Regions from separate parts of the Homo sapiens genome. Here regions 2, 3, 4 and 5 are each linked to region 1. Evidence: chromatin contacts called from ENCODE Hi-C or POLR2A ChIA-PET data. All regions are on one chromosome and are shown on one strand. Each heading gives the region's core, a stretch centred on a gene start or an enhancer-like site at or near the end of the contact. The rest is flanking DNA. Distances are from core to core; before and after follow the strand shown. Region 1 holds the start of HDAC4-AS1 (HDAC4 antisense RNA 1). Region 2 holds the start of ING5 (inhibitor of growth family member 5). Region 3 overlaps THAP4 (THAP domain containing 4). Region 4 holds the start of LINC01237 (long intergenic non-protein coding RNA 1237). Region 5 has its middle 24 kb from the start of ACKR3.

Region 1 (2,700 bases), core at 161-2,660:
TAACAGTGTCAAATAATTCAACGCTCAATGTAAATACGAGATAATTTGCTTATGATTCCGTGGTGTGTTTTCGCAACGCCGGCAAACGCGGATCCCACCCCCGAGCGGGACCGGGCCCCGTCTCGGCCTGCTGGCGCCCTGCGGGCTGAGCCGAGCGGGTCCCGGGCAGCCCCCCGCCCTCCCGCGACCCCCCGGGCGCTCGCAGCGGCGACGACAAGCGCGGGGCCGCGGACCCCCGGCAGGGACGTTTTTCTGCAAACTCACAGCATTTGACAAAGTTACATAAACGGCGCCCGGCCGGCCCCGGCGCCCGCCCGCCCCCGCCCTCACTCCCGGCGGCCCGGAGCCCACCTGCTCGGGGGGCGCGGGCCCCGCACCGGGAGACGGCGCCGCTGCCTGCCGTGCCCACCCCCGCGCCCCCGCCCCGGCGGGCGAAGCCGCCTCGCGGCGCGGGTGGAAAGGTCCAGAAGGGGCCGGGCGGCCCTGGGGACCGGCGGGTCCCACGGCGCGCGGCCAGCGCTGGCCCCCGCCTCCCACGGCCGCGCGCGGGGCGGGTGTGGACCGGCGGCGTCCACCTGCCGCGGGCTCCAAGGCCTGCAGGCTGCGCGGGGCGCGGGGCGGGCGGCGGACAATGGCCCGCGGGCGCCGGGCCGGGGCTGCGCTTACCGCGGCGGGCGGCGGCGGCCGGCTCTAGCCCTGCTCCGGCGCTCCGCGCCGCATCTCCTCAGCCTGCGCCGCCACCCGCCGGCGCGCGGGCTCGGGCTCGGGCGGCGACAGCCGGGACGCGGCCACGGCGCCGCCGGGGGCCCAGGCTGGGAGGCTGTTCGGGCGGCGGCGGCGGCGGCGCGGGCGGGTGCGCGGGCTCGGGCTCGGGCTCGGGCGGCGGCGGGGACGGTGCTCCGCGGCGGCGGCCCCACAACCTCCCCTCCTCATTCACAAAAAATTGACCCACGTTGAACCATGATGCTTCTCCCCACTCCAGCGTCGAGCCAGGCGGCGATAGGCCACCCCGCACGCCCGTCAGCCGGCCCGGCCCCGCCCAGCCAGCCGGCGGCTCGCCAACCATTGGCTGCGGCAGCCTTGCGTCACCTCCCCTTGCGGGCCCCGCCCTCCCGCCTGGTTTCTAATGAAGAGCTCGTCAATTACGGCTCGGCCCCGCCTCCCGCCCGCCCGCCCCGGGCGCCTGGCCGGCCTTCCATTGGCCCGCTGAAACCTGCGCACAGCCCGTCTGCTCCCACCCCTCGCCCAGCGGCTGCTCAACCGCGGGGCCGGATGCCCTATGAGCGGCAGAGAGGCTCCACCCCTGCCCGCCTCCCCGCACGCGTCCTGGACCTCATTGGCTGCTGGAGCTGCCAATTCTAGAGGGTGGGGCGTACCAAAAGACGCTCCAGGCGCCAGCCGCTGGGTGCTTCGCGGTTGAGGAGGCGCAGGGACCGGGGGCCAGTAGTGGCCGTAAACACGGGCCCCGGCCGTGTCCGGTCGCACTCGGTAGCCCGCATGGCTGCCTAGCGGTCAGCACCGCATGTCTGCGAGCCTAATTCGCGCTTAGAGGGCACACAATGGGGTGCAGGCTAACGCGGGGAGCCGGCCAGGCCTCGCCGCGGCGTCCATCTTGGATACTGGCAGTGGGTCACGTGGTGCTGCGTGCGCACGGAGGCGCAGGGCGGCCCGGTCACTGAGTGCGCAGGCGCCGTGGGCCTCGCCCTGCCCCGCGGCGGGAACGCGGCCGTGAGGGTGTGGGGTGTAGGTCCGCCAGGCCTGCAACGGCTGCCGAGGGTCGTGGGATGCGCTCGCCGCGTCCCTGCTCAGGCGGAGGGAGCCCGGCCCGCCGCCAGGGTCTCGAGTCCGGGTCCAGGCAGGCGTGGAGGTGGCGGGAACGGCGCACCGCCCGGGTGGGCGTTGTTTTAAGGCCGCAGGGCTTGGGAGGCTTGTGTTGAGTTACAGGTCGGCCCGTAGATCCCCGGAAGCGCCTTTGGTTGCCAGCAGGTGTCGGCGAGGGTCTTCAGTGGCCACCCTCCTGGTGGTGATGTTTCCGTTTCTTTCCAACAGGAGTATGACAACTTTTCAACTTGAGTGCACACACTGTCCCCGGAATCCCGCGTTCCAGGGAGGAAGCGCCTTTGACAGCGCGCGCCGGTTCGTGGGGCCCGACGGCGTGGGCCTGTGGTTGCGGACCTGGCGGAGATGCGCGTTCGCTTCGATTGTAGGCCATTCCTTTTAGGAGCTGAGAAAGGATCCGTTTTTACAGCATTCTCGACCTGTGATTCTTGGTGGGGGAAACTAGTTATGTGGATAAAAATACAGTTAGCAAAATAAAAATGCCAATTTTACATTTCCTTAAATATCTCATTAATAATTAGAAAACTTTGGTCATTGCAAGAAATGCTTAGGCTAAACTTAGAAGGAAAGGAATGGTGAATTAGAGAACTTTAAAACAAGATACAGCTGAAGAAAAGGAGAGCAATTACGGGGTTTTGGAGACTTGGCTGCTGATGGAAACGGTGCACTATCTAATTTTCATGTAGAATGAAACAGGGTCTGTAGCTAGCTAACATCTAGATAAGATTCAGTATCATTTGACAGGATTCTCAAAAACATACAATCACGAGAAAATATTAAAACCTGCCTGTAAGTCTACCAAAGTTAGTTTTTCACGTACAAAGAGAAGTGCCTGCGCAAAAAGTCACGTGAAACGAGCTC
Region 2 (2,700 bases), core at 52-2,551, 2.3 Mb after region 1:
TGCCTCAGTCTCCGAGTAGCTGGGAGTACAGGCGCCCGCCACCACGCCCGGGTAATTTTTGTATTTTTAGTAGAGACATGATTTCGCCACGTTGGCCAGGCTGGTCTCAAATTCCTGCCCTCAAGTGATCCGCCCGCCTCGGCCTCCCAAAGTGTTGGGATTACAGGCGTGAGCCACCGTGCCGAGTCTGAAACATATTTTAATTATGTTTCTCCAGTATTTTTTTTTTCTTAAAATTTTCTTTTTTTTTTTTGAAGACAGAGTCTTGCTCTGTCGCCCAGGCTGGAGTGCAGACGCGATCTCAGCTCACTACAACCTCCGCCTCCCGGGCTCAGCCTCCGGAGTAGCTGGGACTACAGGCGTGCGCCACCACGCTTGGCTAATTTTTTTTTTTTTTTGTATTTTTAGTAGAGTCGGGGTTTCAACACGTTGGCCAGGCTGGTCTCAAATTCCTGCCCTCAAGTGATCCGCCCGCCTCGGCCTCCCAAAGTGATGGGATTACAGGCGTGCGCCAGCGCGCCGGCCTTCTCCAGTATTTTTGCATGCATCTTACGGCACACCTTTGCACGCCATCTTATTAACTATATCATACTGCCGCACGTGCCTTTTCGGCCAAGGCATCCAGATGGTGCGGGTCCTGCCTGCCTCGAGAGGTGGCAGCAAAGGAGCCAGTGCCCTCACTGGTGCTGGGCGGGGCGGCCGCTTTCCTCGGAGGGAAGGGGCGGCGTTGGCGGGGGAAGGGCGCCAGGGCCCAGGCCCTGAGGGAGGGGCAGCTCGCCCGGGCCACGCGGTGCCGGCCCTCGGCTCAGGCCGGGCTGAGGCCCCGGGGGCTCGGGGTCCGGGGGAAAGGCGCTGAGCCAGACAGGTCCCAAGGAGCCTTCGGGAAGGGAGGGCCTCGTGGCGGCCTGTCCGGGACCCGGCCGGGAGCAGGGGTCGCGTGGGCGCCGTCAGGACGGGCGTGAGGTCCCCGGGACCACGTGTTTGCGTTTGGTGGCCCAGGGGTCGCTGACAGGTGCGGAGGGGAGACGCCCACCTGGGTGCCCTGGGCCGCACGCCGGGCGGTGGGGCCGGGAACCCCTGCTCCTCCTCGGCCTCCGATCCGCTGCGGCCCTGGGTCCTGCTCGCTGCCCGACGCCGCTGCCACAACCTCCGCCCGGGCCCCGCAGCCCGCCGCCCGCCGGAAGCTGAAAGGCGTGTCCGACCCCGCCCCCGGGCGCGACCAATCAGCGCGCGCGACTCATGAATAGTGAGCGCGCTGGCACCGCCCCGCCCCCGCCTCCCGCGGCACCGCCCGCCCGCGCAGACCCCGAGCGCGGCCGCGGACGAAGATGGCGACCGCCATGTACTTGGAGCACTATCTGGACAGTAAGCGCGCCCCACGGGCCCCGCGCCCGCCGCCCACGCGGAGTCCTCCGTGCCGCAGCCCCCCGCGCGCCGGGCACCGCATGCAGACCCCGTGGGCTCGGGAGGGCGGCGGGCGCGGCCGGGCGCGACGGGGGGCGCGCGGACGGGGCGGGGCAGGGCCGCAAGGGAGGGGAGGGCGCGGGGGGCGGGCGCGGGGGGTCCCGCCGGCTGGGTCGCGCCAATTCCAGGTGCGTCACGGCGGGGCGGGGCCTGGCGATGCTGGGCGGGGCTTGCGGCCTCGACCCCGCCCACATATTAGGTCCCGCCCCTACCCAGGCCCCGCCTCATCTCCGCCCCCAGCTCCGGCCCCGGCCCCGCCAGGTCCCGCCCGTCCCTGTCCCGTCTGCAGGAGGAGCTGGCGCCCGCTGCGGGGCTCCGGGCCTTGGGGGCTCCGGGGTCTGGGCCTCCGCCTGGCTGTGCGCCCGTGTGCGCCGGCCTCTTGTGTGACCGCGGCTGGGGAGGGCGTGCGGGCCGCGGGGCGTCTCTCCCCGGCACTGGGGACTGCGGCGCGGAGGCGGGGAGGGCGGTGCCGAGTCGGCCCTGGTGGGCGGGCTGTGCTGTTTCCAGGTGGCAGCAGGTCGGCGCCCCCAGCGGCTGAGCGGACGGTGCTTTCCCTCACTTTACACACCAGGGAAGGTCCAGCGCTGCCGAGCAGCCTGCTCAGGGTCTCCCGCTCGTAGAGGGGCAGACCCCACGCGGGACCCCTGACGTCGGCCCGGGATGGGCACAGCTTTGGGGTCGCGGTGTTTGGGGTTGTGCCGGGTGGCTCTGGAGGGCCCTTGTGGGGGCGCTGCACTGGGGATCCTCATGGTCTTCGGCCTGGCACCCGCCCAGGGGCTGAGACAGTGGCGAGTGAGCCGTGGCCTGGAGCTGGAGACCGCTGCCCTAGAGGGACGCCCGATTCTGCCCATGTGCTCCGCTGTCTCTTGGGGGTCTGAGTAGTGGGGGGTTCCCTGGGTAGAAGAGTCAAGCTGGGGAGCACGCTGGAGGGGAGGCCTTCTCTATCCTGGTGCCCAGCCAGTGGGCTGGCCTCCCAAGGAGGGTTGACTTTGTGTGTGTCTGGGAGGCTGTGCCAGCCGGGAGGCTGTGCCTCTGTCCTCTAGGGGAGCTGGGAAAACACTGGGGCTGGAAGCATCAGATGCATAAGATAGAGTTAGGTTTAAAATGATTGCCTGGTAACTGTGAACAGCAGATGGGAGGGTGGCCAAGACTGGAGGAGGCAGCCCCCCTTAGGAGCCTGTGTCAGCTGTGCAGGGGGCGGAGGTTGGCCTGGTCTAGGGGGTAACAAAGCAGACG
Region 3 (2,700 bases), core at 127-2,626, 2.2 Mb after region 1:
CTGGAGAGGAACAGGAGGCCAGTGTGGCCAGGGGAAGGAGATCCTCACCCCTCGGAAGGGCCGTGACCTTGACTCTGAGCAGACAGAAGCCCTCGAGAAGGCTGAGTGGGAGGGACGAGGTCTCTGACTGCAACCACAGGAAGCCAGGGAGGGCAATGGCAAAAACCCTTGTGGCAGAGGAGGGTGGCCTGGGCCAGGTGGCCGTGGTGGAGGCAGTGGAAAGGACCTAGCTTCTGGATCTATCTTGAAGGCAGAGCCACCCGGATGTGCTGATGGTTTGGATGTGAAACACGTAAGAAAAGATGGTAACGGAGGTTTCTGGCCTGAGCAATTGAGAAGACAAGTTACCATTAATGGAGAAAAGGAAGAATGAGAAGAACCTTGGGAGGTGTGAAACAGCAAAACTCAGTCACCTGGGATAGCCCAAGTCCTAAGATGGGCTAAACAAACACCATAATTTCTCAGACAGCCAGCTATAGCCTTGGAGACCTTTCAGTTTGGTAGACTTTATCCAGCTCAGCACTGAAAAGAAAGAGGCTTTGGGCCGGGCGCAATGGCTCACTGAACCTGTAATCCCAGCACTTTGGGATGCCGAGACGGGCAGATCACCTCAGGTCAGGAGTTTGAGACCAGCGTGGCCAACGTGGTGAAACGCTGTCTCTATTAAAAATACAAAAATTAGCCGGGCGTGGTGGCACACGCCTGTAATCCCAGTTACTCGGGAGGCTGAGGTACAAGAATTGCTTGAACCCGGGAGGCGGAGGTTGCAGTGAGCCGAGGTCGTGTCACTGCTCTCCAGCCTGGGCGACAGAGACGTTTTCTCAAAAAAAAAAAAAGAAAGAAAGAGGCTTTGCAAACCTCAGGTTTTTGGGCCGGCTCTCTGGCCTGTGCGGAGCACACCCCACAGCGACTGCCACGGGGCTCTGGCTCTCCTGGGACCGGGTGGACCCACTTCCACTGGTGAGCGCAGCCTGCATGGGAGCTGAACCCTGTGGGAAGCGGCACCCCGGGCGCTGGGGAGCAGCGATCCAGAGTCCAGGTTCTGAGCTGCTGCACCGGGGCCGCGATCTCCACCCCTCACGCCCGAGTCCCCGGCACGGCCACCACCGGCCCCTGGGTCCCGAGGGCCCCGAGGAAGAGGCCAAGGGGCCTGGCGGCGCCCCCCAGGGTCCCAGTGGAACAGGGGCACCAGGGCCGCGGCGCCGGGCATGGCCTTCACACTCCCCACGAGGCAGGACAGCCCCGGGCTAGGGTGAGGGGCACGCGCCGCAAGTCCTGCCTCTGCTCCCGGGCGGCCCCCTCCAGCCTCCGCCGGCCCCGCCCCGGAAGCGCAGCCCCGCCTCAGGCGCCGCATCTCCGCCCTCTCTTGCGCCTGCGGGACCGGGAGGGCCGCGCTCGCCCCCCAGCGCCAGGGTCACGCCACCGCGCCCTGTTTGGGGAGCGGCAGAGGAGTCAGGGCGGAGGCTGGGCGGCGCTGGGCGGTGGGGCGCGCTCACTGGCTGCCACCTCACCTAGCAGGCGTCACAGGGCTCACTCAAGAGCTCCAGCAAGAGCAGAGGCGGGAGCCTCGCCAGCCCCTCCACAGACCACAGCGACCGCGCCCCTCGGCCCGGAGGCCCCGCCCTCCCCACTCCTGCTTCCCCAGCCACGGGGTCTTCTCCCGGCCCCTCATCTACTTGGCAGACGCCTCTCACCGGCAGCCTCTGCCTCCCCCTGGTCTTTCCCTCCCACCACCCACCGTGGAGTCCTCTCCGGGAGGCCCTGTCCTCCATCCAGCGCTCCTCAGAGGGGACCGGAGAGGAGGCGCTCCTTAAATGGGGAAGAAAGACGGACAGAGCCAGGGACAGCGAGAGACGGGACGGGGACAGAGACACAGAGACAGAGAGACAGGGCCAGAGAGACACGGGGATGGGGCCAGAGACGGGGCCAGAGACAGAGACACAGAAAGGGATCTTACTCTTTCTTCCCTTAAAACCAGCTTCTGGGGGTCTCCGAGGGGGACTCTCAGGTAAGTAACAATATTATCACCTTCCCTCCCAAGAATTAAAAAAAACAAAAATAACGAAAAAACCTTTTCCCTGAACTTGATTTTGAGGGAAAATAGGTCACAGATACAACCCACAGCCACCAAAACACACATACGGATGCTGTGAGAAGTGGTGGGTCAGTGCCTCGCTGGAGGACAGGAGGGGCCTCTGGGAGCTGGGGGGGTGGCCCCTGAGAAGCCTCAGGGTCTGGCCTGGCTCAGAGGCCTGGGGCGGAGTGGGGAGCCCTGGACTTGGGAAGCCTGGAGGCTCTTCTGGCCCCCGCTCTGCCACAGGGAGCTCCTGCAAACAGCAGGCCCAGGGCACCCCACGCGTCTGCCCAGGACACCCCAGGTGTTCGCCCAGGTGCTGAAGGCCCAGGCTGGCCTCCATGCAGGGTTACCCACCACCCGCCATAGAGAAGTAATGCGCCACTCCGAAAGAAAGGGGTGCTGCCGGCTGGACGCAGTGGCTCACGCCTATAATCCCAGCACTTTGGGAGGCCAAGGCGGGTGGATCATCTGAGGTCAGGAGTTCGAGACCAGCCTGGCCAACATGGTGAAATCCCATCTCTACTAAAAATATAAAAAACTAGCCGGGCGTGGTGGCGGGTGCCTGTAGTACCAGCTACTAGGGAGGCTGAGGCAGGAGAATGGCATGAACCCCGGAGGCACAG
Region 4 (2,700 bases), core at 74-2,573, 2.5 Mb after region 1:
TTTAGATAACTCATTACTAGGGTCCTGGCCCTGGGATCACTCCCAGGACTAGTTCTGTGTCTGTCCAGGTGTGATCCAGGAGTGCAGTGACGGATGTGGATGTGGGATTGGCACAGGACTTCCGCCAGCAGAAGAAAGGAAGGGAGGGGAGGGGAAGAGAGGGCAGGGGAGCAGAGCGGAGGAGAGAGGGGAGCAGTCTTTCCAGCTGGGGCTGGCCTAGGCTGCTGGGTCATTTGGGAAGAAAAGGTGATTTGGACTCAGGGAGACTGAGGGTGCCCTCGGGCCAGCATCTGAGGAGAGTGACAGGGGTTTCCTGGCTCCACAGCCCCAGGTGGCCTTGGTGGGTGCAGGCAGAAAATGACCTTTTCAAGTCCAGTTCCAACCCAGAGGGGGTTCCTAGACCCAGCGCCAATCAAGGGGCACCAGGGAGGCAGCAGAGGTTCCCGCAAATCCAGAGCAGAGTGGCTGCCAGACACCCCACATCCTCTTCGCAGCAGACTGAAGGCCACCCCACACTTGGAGGAGCCCGGGTGAAGCATCTGGGGAAGACCCTCAGCCCTGGGAGAGTCCCTCCAGGGGTGAGCAGGTGGGCTGCCCCTCAGGGTGCGGCTCATTTCGATGTAAGTTTTATAAAATAAGAAAAGGCGCCCTATAGCACCCCTTTGGGAGCCTCGTGTCACCTCCAAACATATACCTCGCTTCCAGGTCAGAAGTAGTGAAATGACCATTGCCAATGCAAATGGAACTGCCTTAGGACACATGGGGGAGGTTAGGGCCTGCTGTGGGGCCTTATGGTGGGCCCCGAGGGGCCCCGCACACCTGTGCTCACCTCCCAGGTCATCGCTGGGCCGCCTCTGTCCCCTGGGAGGCTCTGCCTCGGGGAGCCCTCTTCCCAAGCTCCCAGCAATGACTTCCAGGCCTCCCTCAGCATCAAGAGGAGCCACGTCTTCTTCTTGTGACCCAGCAGTATAATTCACCCTAAATAATGGCAGAATGGGTTGTGTGTAGTCTTTAAAAGTCAAAACAATTTTGCACACAACAGGAGTCATTCAGCAGTGGCTAACACTCTCCTGACCTGTGTCGGCGCTGGGCTCCAAGGTGTACCTCCGCACGCATGGGGTTAACTACGCCCCCATGACCATTCCCTGCAGGAGGGGCGGGACAGAGGACTGCGTTATGTTTCTCCTAAAAGAAAATCATGAAAGTCACACACTCCAGGTGCCACACTTATTATGGAGGGAGGGAAAGCAGATGAGCGGGCGGGAAAACTAGCGGGCTTGCCACGCCCAGGCAGCGCTGCTCGGGTTTCCGCTTCCTCCGCCCCTTCCTTTTTCTCTGTGCATCCTCAGTGACGCGGGGCACAGCTCTGCCCGGGGGCCTACCAGAGCCCACCTGGACCCCACACTGGGTCAGCCCTGGTGCGGAGGAGGCCGCTGTAGGTGGGCACGGGGCAGCACGCGTTAAGGGGCTGGACGGGGGGTGGCCATGCGTGTGAGGGCGCTGAGCAGGGGCGTGCCCATACGTGTGAGGGGGCTGGGTAGGGGCGTGGCCCAGCGTGTGTGTGTGTGTGTGTGTGTGTGTGTGTGTGTGTGTGTGTGTGTGGCTGGACAGGGGTGTGGCCACGCGCGAGGGGGCCGTGCAGGGGGCGTGGCCACGAGCGAGGAGACTAAGGGGCGTGGTCACGCGTGTGAGGGGCTGGGCTAGAGGAGTGGCCCTGTGTGCGGGGGCTGGACGGGGGCGTGGTCATGTGCGAGGAGGCTGAACAGGGGGCGTGACCACGTGTGGAAGGGGGCTGATCGGAGGTGTGGCCACATGTAAGGGGGCTGGGCAGGGGGTGTGGCCACGTGTGAGGGGGGGCTGGGCCGGGGCGTGGCCACACGTGTGCTGGCTCTGCTGTGGGCTTCCTTCCCTTCCTGTGCAGGTGGTGGTGCCCTCTGCGCCTTCACTGGGGCCCAGCCAAGTAACTGAATCCAGCCAGGAGCAAGGGCAGACGCTGGCACAGGTCCTGCCACTGTCCCCAACCTGGGTTTCAACACAGCTGAGGCCTGGCATAGTCTTTCTGGGCGCCTCTGGCTGGCTCGGTCTGAAAGGTGGGACAGATGCAACTGGGGCCTCCCCGGGTGCAGCGTGGGTGGCTCCTGGCTGGGGAAGTGAGAAGCCCTCCGTGCGGTGTCTCTGAAGCAGCCCCAGGCCAAGGCTGTGGCGTGCTTGGTGGTGCTGTAGGCCCAAGATGTTTATGGGTCGAGGGTCCCCGGGGCCGGGATTCTGATCCCTGGTGAGAGGTGGCTGGGAGGAAGTCCAGACGTGTCCTGAGTGGCCATTCCTCACACTGAGGTGACACCGCCTCTCCAAACACGTGACGTGGCTGGAAGCAGATGCTGCTGTCCGGTTCTCCCTCCTCTCCGTCCCTGGCTGGGACATGTGGATCTCACCCGCAGCCACTTTCTTCTGGCCTCTGTCCCCCTGCCTGGGACACGTGGACCTCACCCCCAGTCTCCTTCTCTCCTCTGCCCCCCGCAGGCGCGGCCAGGTCACAGTCGGCACCAGAAGTTTGGCAGATCTCAGTGAGGCGTTAGTTTGCATTTCCTTGTGACGGGTGAGTTGAACACCCTTTCATGAGTGTATTGATCACTGTGTACCTTCTTTGTTGAAATGTCGTCAGTATTTAAAGTCACAAATCTTCCTCTAAGACTATGCTAC
Region 5 (2,700 bases), core at 178-2,677, 2.9 Mb before region 1:
AGGCCCTGCAAGGCTGAGGGCTCGTAGCTTGGGTTGGAGAGCTCAGGGCAGGCTGGAGAGATGCCTGAAGGCCTGAGTCGATGGGAATAGGGACGAGCAGATGTTGAAGACGAAGGCAGAATGAAGACGGTCCCCGGGATTCTGGGCTGAGCCCCTGGATGGATGGTGGTCTTGTAACCGAGCTGAGGGAATAAAAGGAAAAGTGGGGTCAGGGGGATAATGACTGGCTCAGACCAGGAATTCGAGGTACCAGGTTTTGTGCTTGGGAGAGAGATGTGGGCTAGATTTGGGAGAAAGTAGAGACACGGAGTGCAGGCAATTGTTTTAGAATCTTAGAAAGTATAACATAATATAGAAGACAGAATATGGAGTTTGTTGGTTTGCTTTTAATTGGGGACACTTGGATATATTTGTAGAAAACTCAGGCCACTAGTTTTCACTCCAAAGAGGAGAACTCTGGTCCACAGGTGGTGGCTGGCAACCAGGGCAGAGCAGAGGTGGGGAAGACACATGGCCCCCAAGGAGCCTGATATCTTGGGGCTGCCGGGCATGCTTGTTCACTATAGTCACTCAGGGTATTCGCCTTCACTGCCCTTGGATTCTGTGGGACACCCCGGGTCCTTTCTGTGCCTTCGTCATCTTTAGAAGCTTCCATGTGGCTGGGAGGGCTTCTGTTTCTAGCAACTGAAGGATGTGAGACAAACGCCCTGACTTCCAGGGGCTCTGTCGCCCAAGGGAGTTTGAGAGTTCGTGCCTGGTGGGCTCACTCACGGGTCTGAAATGCCCCCTCTGCTGGGATCCAGAGCCCTCCTTCTGTCACCCTGCCTAAGAAGACAACACCCAGGCTTTCCGCTTCATTTACCGTCTCAAAGTCACATCACGTAGAAACTCAGGGTTTCTATTTGACATTTCTTCCGCATTTGTGCAGATGTCTGTAGGAAAGACACATGCTACACCCCAGGATCTGGGAGCCAGAGTGCCACAGGCAGCCAATCAATGTTTAGACGATGATGTTCAAGGTATGGCAAGAAGAGTGCACAAAATATTAGGGCTCCGGGGAAGAATGAGTGTATCAAATCGTCAATAAAAGTGTGGCAGACGGACAAAATCAACTTTCAGTGCTGCACTTTACAACTTGGTTATGAAACACTACGATTTCATGGTATATGACACGGAATCTCTTCTATCTGGGGATGTAAAATAAAACCCCTGGGAATATACTTTACAGTTCTTATGGGGAGAGCTCACTGTGTTTTCCAAGCCAAATAAATTTATATTATTAGAAAGAGAAGTCATGTTTATTTATTAAATTATTTGCCTGGTTTAGTGTATCATTGTTGAATTTCACACACCGAAAACATACGGCGTAATGAGAATTGAAAAGCCCCAACTTTAAAGTCTGCGAGAAAGGAAATGAAGTTGTGGACAGCTGTTCTCTGTTTCTCAGCACGACTACAAAGGAGGGGCCACGTTTCACCACTGTAAGTTTTGCTTCCTTTTCAGAGACTCATTGCATGTATTCCTGGAGAAAATACAGGACCACGTTTTGTGAGTTGTGAAGCACCAACGATGCGATGTTTTGCTCCCGTACCAGAATTTTCTTTCTAACGATTCTTGGTCCCAGGAGAAGCTAGATAATTAGCTAAGTTTGTTGAATTTGTGATAGGAAGATGATTTTTTACATCGTTGTAGGCACAATGGGTACTTTGATGACAGGTGTGCCCCTGGGGGAAAAGGACCTCTTTGAGGCCTCCTTCTGGAAGGACGGCTTCTCAGGGCCCACTCACTGACACACACCTCTTGACTTCAGTGATCAATGAAGTTCCCCCTCTGTCTCTCTGAGTCCATCTCTCTCCACAAGGGCAGGGCTAGTTCACATTGTGATTTTTACTACATAGATACTTTTCCACTATAAATTTAATAAAATTTGTTGTCAGTTTTTGGTGGTTATAATGATAAATTAAATTTACAGGTATCAGAGTGTGCTCTGAGATTTAAATTGTAACATCCAAAGATGAGCAGACAGCCAGTCACCGTGGAGAGGGCGCTCAGGCCTGCCAGACGTGACCACCCTCCTGCCTGAAGCTTTACTCACTACAGGAAGAGAGGGTTGGAGAACCTGGGCAGCAGAGAGTGCGCAGAGCACCAGAGGCAAACAGATGTGGGCAGTGCCATCCAGACCCTGCCTGGGGATGGGGAGCCTCGTTCAGGGGACTGGGCGACCCAGCCCACTGGCAGGAAGGGCAAGGAGGCTGTGTTTCCTGTGACCGTTATGCAGGAGGCTCACTTAGCCCACTTCCTTTGCTCTGAATCCACCCCAGTGAAAGCATGTTCTCACTATGTTTTGGCTTCTCTCTAAGAGCTGCCTACAGGGAGAGAAAGGGGCTGGCCTTGGAGGTGGTTGTTCCCACTGTAAATCAATGCAGCATTGGCCCTGTGACTTTTGTCTTCCCCTGAACAGTACATCCTCTCTTGTCGGGCTTCAGCAGCATTGACTCTAGAGTCAGAGAGTTGGAGGTTGGTGGAGACTTCTTATTCCACCTGTCTTAGATGGCATCCATCACCCCTGTCCATAGACACACATTGTCATGATGACAGGTGGTTGTGAGACCTCAGCAATAATGATTCTAGAAACTGCAGAAAACCTAGTACAGTGTGAAGAAGGAAATAAAAGTTGCCCAGAGCCTCTTTATAGAGAGC

The links. A loop is a pair of places that touch in the nucleus more often than their neighbours do. ChIA-PET counts read pairs that join two places held with the same protein, here RNA polymerase II (POLR2A). Pooled maps may share reads with other maps.
Region 2: a loop to region 1 is called in a pooled map, with 13 times the contacts of the local background. The contact joins the promoter of ING5 here to the promoter of HDAC4-AS1 in region 1. A Hi-C loop is called at or near these places in 1 of 37 single-sample maps with no recorded cell type and 6 of 50 pooled maps. POLR2A ChIA-PET finds 5 or more read pairs at or near these places in 1 of 52 experiments (HEK293).
Region 3: a pooled map shows a loop between it and region 1 (6-fold over the local background). The contact joins the enhancer-like site here to the promoter of HDAC4-AS1 in region 1. A Hi-C loop is called at or near these places in 3 of 50 pooled maps. POLR2A ChIA-PET finds 5 or more read pairs at or near these places in 2 of 52 experiments (activated CD4-positive, alpha-beta T cell and activated naive CD4-positive, alpha-beta T cell).
Region 4: a pooled map shows a loop between it and region 1 (18-fold over the local background). The contact joins the promoter of LINC01237 here to the promoter of HDAC4-AS1 in region 1. A Hi-C loop is called at or near these places in 2 of 37 single-sample maps with no recorded cell type and 7 of 50 pooled maps.
Region 5: a loop to region 1 is called in a map of CD8-positive, alpha-beta T cell, with 18 times the contacts of the local background. The contact joins the enhancer-like site here to the promoter of HDAC4-AS1 in region 1. A Hi-C loop is called at or near these places in 1 of 168 maps with a recorded cell type or tissue (CD8-positive, alpha-beta T cell), 2 of 37 single-sample maps with no recorded cell type and 5 of 50 pooled maps. POLR2A ChIA-PET finds 5 or more read pairs at or near these places in 1 of 52 experiments (T-cell).

The regions. Positions count from the first base shown.
Region 1 is chr2:239,400,026-239,402,725 of GRCh38, forward strand. HDAC4-AS1 (HDAC4 antisense RNA 1) reads left to right here and starts at 1,411. Exons shown (of 2, transcript NR_135575.1): 1 at 1,411-1,511; 2 at 2,050-2,332. It overlaps HDAC4 (histone deacetylase 4), which reads right to left and starts at 995. Exons shown (of 27, transcript NM_001378414.1): 1 at 953-995. RefSeq lists silencers at 644-813, 824-1,263, 1,284-1,403, 1,674-1,943 and an enhancer at 2,074-2,203.
Region 2 is chr2:241,700,738-241,703,437 of GRCh38, forward strand. It overlaps ING5 (inhibitor of growth family member 5), which reads left to right and starts at 1,302. Exons shown (of 8, transcript NM_032329.6): 1 at 1,302-1,365. The coding sequence starts at 1,329. RefSeq lists silencers at 596-1,415, 1,158-1,321, 1,506-2,065 and enhancers at 720-1,552, 1,791-2,420.
Region 3 is chr2:241,608,960-241,611,659 of GRCh38, forward strand. All of the region lies in intron 2 of THAP4 (THAP domain containing 4), which reads right to left. Among named protein-coding and RNA genes, the nearest start is that of THAP4, 27 kb to the right of the region's middle. RefSeq lists enhancers at 581-1,082, 1,083-1,583, 1,800-2,320 and a silencer at 1,033-1,602. Within about 2 kb of position 1,377, at least 21 of the 41 ENCODE cell types and tissues checked have a DNase peak (open chromatin) inside an H3K27ac peak, as active enhancers do.
Region 4 is chr2:241,880,040-241,882,739 of GRCh38, forward strand. LINC01237 (long intergenic non-protein coding RNA 1237) reads left to right here and starts at 1,324. Exons shown (of 4, transcript NR_110220.1): 1 at 1,324-1,439; 2 at 2,521-2,596. It overlaps LOC105373978 (a long non-coding RNA gene), which reads right to left and starts at 1,288. Exons shown (of 3, transcript XR_924077.3): 1 at 1,076-1,288; 2 at 830-978. RefSeq lists an enhancer at 754-1,344.
Region 5 is chr2:236,544,529-236,547,228 of GRCh38, forward strand. It overlaps a transcript of ACKR3 not described here. Among named protein-coding and RNA genes, the nearest start is that of ACKR3, 24 kb to the right of the region's middle. RefSeq lists enhancers at 595-724, 1,845-1,894. Within about 2 kb of position 1,428, at least 7 of the 41 ENCODE cell types and tissues checked have a DNase peak (open chromatin) inside an H3K27ac peak, as active enhancers do; they include CD8-positive, alpha-beta T cell, where a contact is called at or near this core.